Regions from separate parts of the Homo sapiens genome. Here region 1 is linked to region 2. Evidence: read pairs that join two places in POLR2A ChIA-PET (ENCODE). Cell type or tissue: IMR-90. All regions are shown on one strand. Each heading gives the region's core, and the rest is flanking DNA. Links, peaks and the distances in the headings are about the cores only.

Region 1 (5,500 bases), core at 201-5,200, 85 kb before region 2:
TGGAATTTGGATTCATTGGATGATTGCTCCACGCTCTCTTTGACCTTGTTTCTGAATGTGTATACAGAGTCCTGGGCTCCCCATGTATTGTTGTCATTTTTCCTTCCCTAACCTCCTTGCTCACCTATCCTTACCAAAACTCTTCCCCAAAATACCAGCTAAGCTAGTAATTCTTGAAAAATAACAAGGAAGTAGAATTTGAAATTGTTTTGATAACATCTGTGCAAACAGCTGCAAATTCTACAGATCACATCATCCTGAGGGCTGCAGTGTTTACAGTAACAAAGAGTCAAACCAAATATTTGCATCTGGGGCTTTACCTGTTAGAACAGCAGTGAAGAGTTCAAAGTCCAGGCTCAAGGCAACCATGGAGGGCTATCAGCAAGCTTTATGAGTGTTTCCCTCCAGGTTCCTAAGAGCTGACTCTTGGCCTTCTGCCAGCTCCTTTGAAATGGAGATATCAGCTCTCCTCATTCACTTATCAAAAACATGTCCATTTCTGGGCCAGATAAAATTGTTTGAGTGCTCATTTGAAATCCAAAGCAGCCATTCCTGCTTTGCTCCAGGAAGACATTTAAAGTTACAGACTGACAAAAGAAGAAAAATAATTGAGGACCCTTATCCACACCATCAACACCTCTTGTTTCCTTCCCAGAATTTGAACTGAAAACCCTAGTATGCAGTAATAACTCGGAAAATACCCGGACATTCTTCTGGGAACCCCCACCACATCTTTCTTTCATTCTTTGGATCATTATGAATCAGGATTTTAAAGGGAGTAACTTCATTTTGGTTTTGGTAGATTGAAATTAATTTAGGCCATTAGATGAAAGAAAGAGAAGGAGTGGAAATGTACTCATCCTATACTACCCCAAGTCTGGAAACATTACTCTTGAAAAATAAAATTCGTTTTAAATATAAGTTTAGCACAAATAATTCCCAGTGAAAAATAAACCCACATTTCTTCCAATAAAGAATATTGTAAGGCCCGGCGCAGTGGCTCACGCCTGTAATCTCAGCACTTTCAGAGGCCAAGGCAGGCAGATCACGACGTCAAGAGATGGAGACCATCCTGGCTAACATGGTGAAACCCCGTCTCTACTAAAAATACAAAAAATTAGCTGGGCATGGTGGCAGTCACCAGTAGTCCCAGCTACTCGAGAGGCTGAGGCAGGAGAATGGCGTGAACCCGGGAGGCAGAGCTTGCAGTGAGCCAAGATCATGCCACTGCACTCCAGCCTAGGCAACAGCGCGAGACTCCGTCTCAAAAAAAAAAAAGAATATTGTAACTAGTGGAACTTCATGTCATGCTAGAATGCGGAGTAGGTACCAGACACTTGCTGGTGAATTTTTGTGTAATACTGAAAAAAGAAGCATTATACAGGCACTGGGCAACTTACACTTTCAGAGTTTTCTGGGCTTTCCTGATGTACATATCAGACATATCACCTAAACAGAAAAATATGTGTCTACAAATCTAGTGTGTGTCTACTGGTTGTATACAATCTAACAAAGCAAAATTGACTATGTTTTAAAACTTTGTGCTTTAAATATTCATAGCATTTCCTCAATTATAGACTAAATATAGTTTCAGCCAAGTTTTGAGGATTAATAATAAAGAAAAATATCATTTATAATCTGATTTTACTTTTTGATAAATAACAAGCCAATATTTAGGGCTTGGAAAGTATTTTGCCAATTATTTTATTCCTCTCTAAACATATCACAGGATAGTTAAAAGCTGAAATATGTCCCATTTCTTGGAGGCTTACATTACCAAGTTTTCAAAAAAGCAGGATTTTTTTTTTATAGTCCTCAAGAGTATCCCTACAACCAACTTCAACTGGCCTGATAGCTTTGCAAGCCTCTGAGTCAAGGCTCAACAGCTGAAACAAAAAAGCCAGAGAATGGTCTATTCAACAGACTGAGGCATGTAAGAATAAAACAAAACTGCTTTATGCCATTACCAAAACTCCTAAATTATCTTTTCCTAACTATTTAAAAGCAATAAATGCAACTCCACAAAGCCTGAGAGACTTTCATAGTGCATGACTGTAGTCATTCCTCAGTTGGAGCCATGGGAAATACCACAAACCTCAGAGAATTGCACATATGTGGAAACTTTTCCCATAGAATTGTAGTAGGTGTGTGTTGTGGTTTAAGTCCCTTTATGACTAATGTAGTGGCTGATTTGTTTACGATTTCATTTCTTTTTTTTTTTTTTTTTTTTTTGAGATGGAGTCTTGCTCTGTTGCCCAGGCTGGAATGCTGTGGCGCAATCCTCCCTGGTTCAAGCAATTCTCCCTTCCTCAGCCTCCTGAGGATATCAGGCGCCGGCCACCACGTCAGGCTAATTTTTGTATTTTTAGTAGAAAAGAGGTTTCACCATGTTGGTCAGGCTGATCTCGAACTCCTGACCTCAGGTGATCTGCCCACCTCGGCCTCTCAAAGTATTGGGTTTACAGGCGTGGGCCACCACGCCTGACCAAGATTTCATTTCTTTTACGGGTCTCAGTGGCTACAAAACATTGCCATGAGGACTGTTTGTGGGGTTTTGGTTTCCGTTTCTGACCAGTGTACCAGTCCTTTTAGAAATGTGTCTCCCAAAGAAAGGACGAGAAAACTGCGGAGCAGGGAGGAGACCAGCAGAAGTCTAACTTGTGATTGTACCTCTCTGCCCTGAAGGGGAAATTTTCTTCCCAGTAATAAAAATGTGGTGGAGCCCAGATTCTTTATTCAGTTGAAGTTCCTTCCAAGAACAGCAAAGGGGGGCCTCAAGGTCTAAAGCTGCTTGGGCACGTTCACATTCACCCCTGGCCTCTGCAAGATGCAACCATGTGGCCTTGGGGAACAGTAAAAGCCGAGGTGTGTCAGGCCAGCCAGCTGACCATAAACTGTGCTTATCACACGAATGACTCCTTGTTTTCATGCTGAAAATATGCACCTCCTGGAAGCTCATCTTTCTTGGTCTGATGTGTGTGATGTGATTTACATCATGGAATGCAGGGGACATGTGCTCACAAGCATTCTGATTCAGGAATCAGGTTTCTATTATGTACTCCATTTGTATTGCCTTCTGCGGTGACCTTAATACATTTTTTTCTTTTTAATTTTGGACTTATTTTAGAGCAATTTATTTTCTATCAAATCCTAAGCCTAGAATGTCTACATGGAAGATAATTGCACTACAGTAAGCAAAATGTCCTGGAGCCTAATTTCACAAGTCTCATTTTCCTGCGGTCAGGGGGCCCTTGGCCTTGGTACCTAGGAAGGGCGCTCATGTGAGTAACTGAGTCATGAGAACATCCCCCTTGGCCTACTCTCTGGGCAGTTATCTTCTGCTGAGTGGTGTGTGGGTGAACATACATGGGGTCGCAAGCTCCTCAAAGAGATAAGACAGGTCTCATGGATACATCATGGATAGATTTGCCAGAACTAGTTATATTAATATATTGTGCTTCCTCCTGAGGCTGTGTTTGTATTCACTGAAGCTTACTTCTCAGGCAAATGTAGGGAGTAACAAATAAGCTTTATGTTCCTAGGAGTCAGGAAGTCTAGTTAGCATGGTTTAAAGCCTTCACCCTACATATATATATATATATATATTTTTTTTTTTTTTTTTTTTTTTTGAGATAGAGTCTTGCTCTGTCGCCCAGACTGGAGTGCAATGGCATGATCTCAGCTCACTGCAACCTCTGCCTCCAAGGTTCAAGCAATTCTCCTGCCTCAGCCTCCTGAGTAGCTGGGATTACAGGTATGCGCTACCATGCTCAGCTAAATTTGTATTTTTGGTAGAGACAGGGGGTTTCACCATGTTGGCCAGGCTGGTCTCGAACTCATGACCTCAAGCGACGCACCCACCTTGGCCTCCCAAAGTGCTGGAATTACAGGCGTGAGCCACTGCACCCAGCCTAGATAGTTGAGTTTAGTTTTTTGTTATTTTTTTCTCTGTAGGATCTCTGAGTCTTTAATATGCTAATGGGTATTATTGTAAGTTCTAAGTGTGTATAATGTATCCCAAGTTAGCATGACTATTGAATACTCCCCCACCCCAATAAAAGCCTATTATTATAACTTGAGCTATAAGTTTCCATAGAATATAGTTCAAAAGACCTCTTTCTAGAAGCAGAAGTTTTCTTCCTGCTCTAAAGTTCTATGAATTTACAAAAACAATGCAGAATTACACACTTTAATGGAGATATAAAAAGAGGTCCAGTTGATGATCTTATTGTAGCAATAAAGGATTTATATTGCATATAAACGTATTCACTATAGATAGTTTAAGCAGAAGAGTACTTATAACCAGTAGCTTATACCATGTAATTGAAGACCAAAAAACTAGTCTTGAATGCTACCAAGGAAAACCCAGGAAAAATGCCCAACCACATCAGTTTTCCTACCAAAAACACCTCTGCTGTTGCTGCTGACTTTTTGGCTCACATGGCACTAGAAAACAGAAGTGAAAACTCCACTAAAGCACCCCTGGAAGTACTACCCATGCCACTGTGCTTGCTGAAAGCTACAATTTCCCCCGTGTGTGTATGCTACCTAACCTTGCTTACTTCTGCCCCAAGCAGCACATTGTGGTAGGCAGAATTCTGAGATGCTCCCCAAGATTCCTGCTTCCTGACGTACACACCCTCTACAGTACTCTCTCCTTGAATGTGAGCAGGACATGTGAATACAATGGGATGTCACTCCCATAATTACATTCTATTATATGGCAAAAAAGGGTTTTGAAAATATAATTAAGGTGTCCAGTTAGTTGGCTGTGAATTAATCAAGAGTGAGATTATGTTGGGGTGAGCCTGACTTAATCAGGTGAGCAGTTAAAACAAAATAGAGATTCAAAGCCAAAGTCACTTTCCTGTTGGCTTTGAAGGAGAAAACTGCCATGTTGTGGAGAGGGCCACGTAGCAGAAAATGGCAAGAAGCCTCTAGGAGCTGTGAATGATCCCTCATTGATAGCCAGCAAGAAAGCAAAGACTTCAGTCCTACAACCACAGAAACGGAATTCTGCCAACAACCAAAAAGCCTGAAAATGATAACTGATAAGATTGTAGCCCTGGCCAACTTTTTTTTTTTTTTTTTTTTTTTTTTTTTTTTGAGATGGAGTCTCACACTGTTGCCTGGGCTGGAGTGCAATGGTGTGATGTCAGCTCACTGCAACCTCCGCCTCCTGGGTTCAAGCAATTCTCCTGCCTCAGCCTCCCAAGTAGCTGGGATTACAGGTGCCCTCCACCACACCCAGCTAACTTTTTGTATTTTTAGTAGAGACGGGTTTAAGCCATGTTGGCCAGGCTGGTCTCAACCTCCTGACCTCATGATCCGCCTGCCTTGGCCTCCCAAAGTGCTGGGATTACAGGCATGAGCCACCGCGCCTGGCCCATCCCTGGCCAATATCTTGATTTAAGCCTTGTGAGAGCTTGAGCAGAGGATCGGCTAATCCATGCCCATACTCCTGATTTGCAGAAACTGTGAGCCAGACAATGATGTTATT
Region 2 (5,252 bases), core at 1-5,000:
TGGTGGCCATTAGCCATAGTTGGCTACTGACCATTTGTCTGAGTAAGTATAAAATACACACTTTAAGTATTAAATACAAGTGGACTTTGAAGATTTAGTATGATATCGTTTAATAATTTTTATATTATCATTTAATAATATCGTTTAATAATTTTTATATTAATTACATGCTGAAATGAAAATATTTTGGGTGTATTGGGTAAAATAAAATATATGAATAAAATTAATTTCACCTGTTTCTTATTCCTTCTTAATGCATATGTAGCTTATACTTGTGGCTTTCATTATATATATTTATATCTAGATATCTAGTGTAGATGTTAGTTCAGTCATGAAAAAGGAATGTTTTCTTATTTTAGAGTAGATGGGGCTAGCTGGGCAAAGATCTCCAGTGGCCATGTAACACCTGACACATCATATATTTACTTGCTTATTTATTATCTTTCTCTTTCCCCACTGGAAAATAAGGTTTCTGTAAATAAAATTTTATGGGCTGTTAACCCACAGTGTATGAAATAACTGAAAACCCAAAATGCATCTGGCCTCCTTCATTATGAGCAAAGCTTTGTATGAAGGCCATTTCAGTCTTTGTTCTTTAGGAATTGTGGGTTTCACTCACGTGGGTGATAGTGCAGCAGTTGCACAAGTGACATGTGCTGTAGAGTTGGGCCATCATCATTCCTTGAAAGAACTGTCCCTTCCAACGGAGTATCTAGGAAACTTTGGGGTCAACATTGTAGACTGTGGTTCAGCTTTGGTTTATGGCTTCCACATTGTTCCCTTTCTTTCGGGCCTCCTTCCTGGTGCTTAACGCAAAAATTTTCAAGTTGTACTTGACTCTTCTTTTTCTCTCACTCTCCAGTTCTAATTAATTGGTAAAGCTCTTTCTTCAGATTATTCCAGATTATACCCATTTCTCACTCTGCCACTGCCACTTTGGCCCACATCTCCCACACCTCCATAAATATAAGTCAGATCACGTCACTCTTCTGTATAGAATCAACCAATGTTTCCATTGCACTTAGACTAAAAGCCGAAGTGCTTACAATGGCTTTGAAGGCCTATCCAACTCCCATCCCCCAAGTTCTCACACCTCAGACTCCTAATGCTCTCCTCTGGCTCACTCTGCTCCAGTCCGTCTGGTCTCCACGTTGCCTCTTACACTCCCAGGCACACATCTCCCTCAGGGCTTTTGCACTTGCTGTTCCAGTTGCATGCAATGTCCTTTCTCCAAATATTTGTTTGGCTTGTTCCTTTACTGACTTCAAGTCTCTATTCAAATGTCATGTCTTCTTTGACCACCTATATAAAGTATGCCCTCTCCTCTTTACCTAATTAGGTTTTCTCCATAGATTTTATTGGCATAGGACATAAATACTCACTTGTTTTTTGGTTGTTTTTTTTTTTTGTCATTTCTTACTATTAGAACATTAGCTCCATGATTGTGAAGATTTTGCTTTCTTCATTGTTGTTTCCTCAGTGCCTAGACATGGCTTATATCAGAGGTGCTCAATAGATATTTGTTGGCCAGTCACGGTGGCTCATGCCTGTAATCCCAGCACTTTGGGAAGCTGAGGCAGGCAGATCACCTGCACATACATGCACATATATATGTATACACACATACATAATTGTACTGTTACAGTTATATGGTAAATATCTGTGGGTTAGTTGGAAAAAATAACACAACTTGAACTTTGCAGCCTTAACTCATCCGGTTAACTAGACCTGGAATACTCCTTCTTATGGGTTGGAATTCAACCAGGAGTTAGGGACCAGCCTGGGCAACACAGAAAAGCCCCATCTCTAAAAAAAATTAATGATAGGCCAAGCCTGGTGGCTCATGCCTGTAATCCCAGGACTTTGAGAGGCTGAAGCGGGTGAATCACCTGAGGTCAGGAGTTCAAGACCAACCTGGCCAACATGGTGAAACTCCATCTCTACTAAAAATACAAAAAAAATTAGCCGGGTGTGGTGGCACATGCCTGTAATCTCAGCTACTTGGGAGGCTGAGGCAGGAGAATCGCTTGAACCAGGGAGGTGGAGGTTGCAGTGAGCCGAGATCGCACCACTGCACTCCAGCGTGGGTAACAGAGTGAGACTCTGTCTCAAAAATAATAATAATAAATAAATAAATTAAATACATTTTTAAAGTAAAATAAAAAATAGAAAAAGAAATTATACCTAACCCTTAATCAAACAGTAACTTTACTGTATGCTGAAGCTCCACATCTTTTTTATTTTCTCTATTTTTATTTTATTTTTTATTTTAGTTTTTTTTAGAGGTGGGGTTTTACCATGTTGTCCAGGCTGGTCTTGAACTTCTGGGCTCAAGTGATCCAACCACCTCAGCCTCCCAAAGTGCTGGGATTATAGGTGTGAGCCACTGTGCCCAGCCCTCAAATCTTTTTTAAAAATACATAGTAACTATGTGACTTATTTTATTTTTCCTAGTCCTAGACGTTTAAGAAATGTTCCTATTCTTTCCTACCTCCATTTTTTGCAATTAGCCTGTAACACCTCAGGAGGGTTACGTTTTATTCAGCTTTTATTCCCTGCAGCCTGTAGCACAACTCTTTATGTAACAGGCACTCAATTATGTTTGCTGGATGGAATTTAAGATTAACAATAACAGACATAGTTGTCTGTGCCTGTAGTCCCAGCTACTCATGAGGCTGAGGTGGGAGGATTGCTTGAGCCTGGAAAATTGAGGCTGCAGTGAGCCGTGATCATGCCACTGAGTATAGTCACACTCTAGTCTGAGGAAAAGAAAGAGACCCTATCTCAAAAAAAAAAAAAAAAAAAAAAAAAAAAAAGAGGCCAGCTGGGACTACAGGCGCCCGCCACCACGTCCGGCTAATTTTTTGTATTTTTAGTAGAGACGGGGTTTCACCATGTTAGCCAGGATGGTCTCAATCTCCTGACCTCGTGATCTGCCCGCCTCGGCCTCCCAAAGTGCTGGGATTACAGGTGTGAGCCACCTCGCCCAGCAGCAGAATTCATTTCTAATTTAGATAAAGTCCACATTATATAAACTGGCTGTATGTGAGCATACATAAAGTTTATCCTGTTGATTTAAATTTTCCTACTGAGAATAATAACTATCTACAACTCCAACACCAGCATGTCTTCGGCCAGCTTGGTGTGTCCAGCCATAGCACCTTTTTTAACTAGTTTATTTGCTCTCTTTCTCTCCAAACATACTCTGTTTAGTGAAACTTTATTTTATGTTTCCCTTTAGTGTGAGGCACCACCCAGCCTCACACAAAGAAAGTTGTCTAGGGCTGAACCAAGGCGTGTGCTTCAACAGGGGAGGTTGTTTTCTAATTGCCTTTTTTCATCACTCACCTCCACGCCACTGAAGGACATACAAGTAGATTTTATTTTTAATTATTTTTCTTACTTTTTTGAGGGTGTGAAGTTGTATGTGTTGTTGTAATTCTAAGGGAAAAAAATAGCTCTAGAAAAGAAGCTATTTCTTTCTTTTTATTATTAAGAATAAGTTTTTTAAAAAAGGAACTGTCATTCCATTAAGGTCTTCATCTGTTAAAATTGTTCTGTGGACAGGAAGTTGAGGAATTTTTAAAGTTCTTTCCAAAAATTTGTTTTTTCTTAAGGAAAAGTGAAAAAAAAGATTTCCAGGTATCTCTCACTGTCTTATTCATCATTCAGACATTCTACTTTCATCTCAATACCACCATGAAATGAAACAAACTTGTATGAATGATATGTTACTGATCTAACCCCCAAAATCCTTTAAAGACAGGATTTCTTAATTTGTTCTCTCATTGGATAAATGCTCAAAGAATACACGGAGGTCTTTTAAGCTTAGTTGGAATCGACTTATTGGGCAAGTAATGAATCTGATTGTTATGTTAGCTTCCATGTCAGCAAAATAACAGATGTACAAGTATAATAGAGGAGAAAAAAAGTTGCTTTTGGATTGTTAGAGCAGGTGCTACATGAAAAAAAAAAATCACATGGAACTTTCTCAAGTGCATTTGGAAACACTTGGAAGGTAGCCAGGAGGAAAGTTCTCCTTCAATCCCTTGGACATCCAGTTGTGAGCCAGGATTAGGCTCCTGAACAGCTGAGTCAATGAGGACACTGACACCATGTCACTTCTTCAGCTCTTTATTCCTCCCTCACCCTCCAACAAAAGCAGCAGAGATTGCCCTCCCCCACTAGCACACACACATACACAGAGTCCAGCTGTCAGATATGGCTTTCAGGGAACACCAGACAGTGCTGAGTCCCAGTCCGGGGTGAAGGCAAGTTACCATGGTTCTCTGGCTATTATTGCGTTCAGCACATCAGGGAATGGAAATAAGTGCGCACATGTTCTAAAAGGCCCTTTGGGAAAAATCAGTGGGGCTGCATGGGAGACACAATGGCAGGCTTTGTCGCAGAGAAAGGATTTGGTCTGGCAAGCAACAGCAGTCCTGCTGGACACAGGGTTTGTCTGCACAGGCAGGATGGGAAAACCATGTGCAGGGTTTACAGAACATCCTCATTAGAAAAAAGTAGGGCATTTAGCATAATTAAAAGTCATCCTGAAGACATCAGGTAAGAGCCTGCTGTTTTTAATTAATTGTTCCTGTGATCCTATGACTTTAAAAGGAGTGCCGCTCTTGCCCATAGAGGTTTAGAATTACTTCAGAAACATAAGTCATTTAGTTGGGGGCAAAACAGCATCTGTGAAAGTTTGAAAAAGGCAAAAGAGGAAAGAGAGAAGAAAAAGTATGGGATAGTGAGAAAGAGTTGAAAATTATGAAGCTACTAATATATAATTTGCAAAGATTATCCTGTTGTGTTTTCATGCTCTGTGCCTTAATATCCTCACATCCAAACTACAAAGTTGGGGCAAAACAGCATCTGTGAAAGTTTGATAAAGGCAAAAGAGGAAAGAGAGAAGAAAAACTATGGGACAGTGAGAAAGAATTGAAAATTATGAAGCTACTAATATATAATTTGCAACGATTATCCTGTTGTCTTTTCATGCTCTGTGCCTTAACATCCTTGCATCCAAAATACAACTCCCCACTGACCTGCATCCTGCCTTGATATATAAATTAGTTTGGGGGAAAAATTCCCAGAGTCAAGGTTAAGAGAAAACAGCTGGGACATAAACTACGAGCCATGTGTCATAGATTTCTCCAAGTACGTAGAGTTTAAAAAAAAGAAAACCCTATTTTGAAGAGTCAGCATGTCCAGAACAGGTAGGGTGAACCAAGGACTTTATATGGTCTCCA

The links. Peaks named below come from ENCODE experiments on the same cell type or tissue, not always from the same donor. Only the 100,000 strongest peaks of a DNase experiment are listed, where the experiment ranks them.
Region 1: POLR2A ChIA-PET joins it to region 2 with 11 read pairs; 8 of 35 experiments call an interaction of 5 or more read pairs at or near these places.

The regions. Positions count from the first base shown.
Region 1 is chr6:113,642,877-113,648,376 of GRCh38, forward strand. All of the region lies in intron 1 of LINC02541 (long intergenic non-protein coding RNA 2541), which reads right to left. Among named protein-coding and RNA genes, the nearest start is that of LINC02541, 4.4 kb to the right of the region's middle. RefSeq lists enhancers at 124-656, 271-565, 477-546 and a silencer at 271-565. In IMR-90, for the core only: no CTCF peak of the experiment used is centred there; DNase peaks (open chromatin) are centred at 2,095 and 2,935; H3K27ac peaks cover 735 bases.
Region 2 is chr6:113,728,457-113,733,708 of GRCh38, forward strand. No RefSeq gene overlaps it. Among named protein-coding and RNA genes, the nearest start is that of LINC02541, 81 kb to the left of the region's middle. In IMR-90, for the core only: no CTCF peak of the experiment used is centred there; no DNase peak of the experiment used is centred there.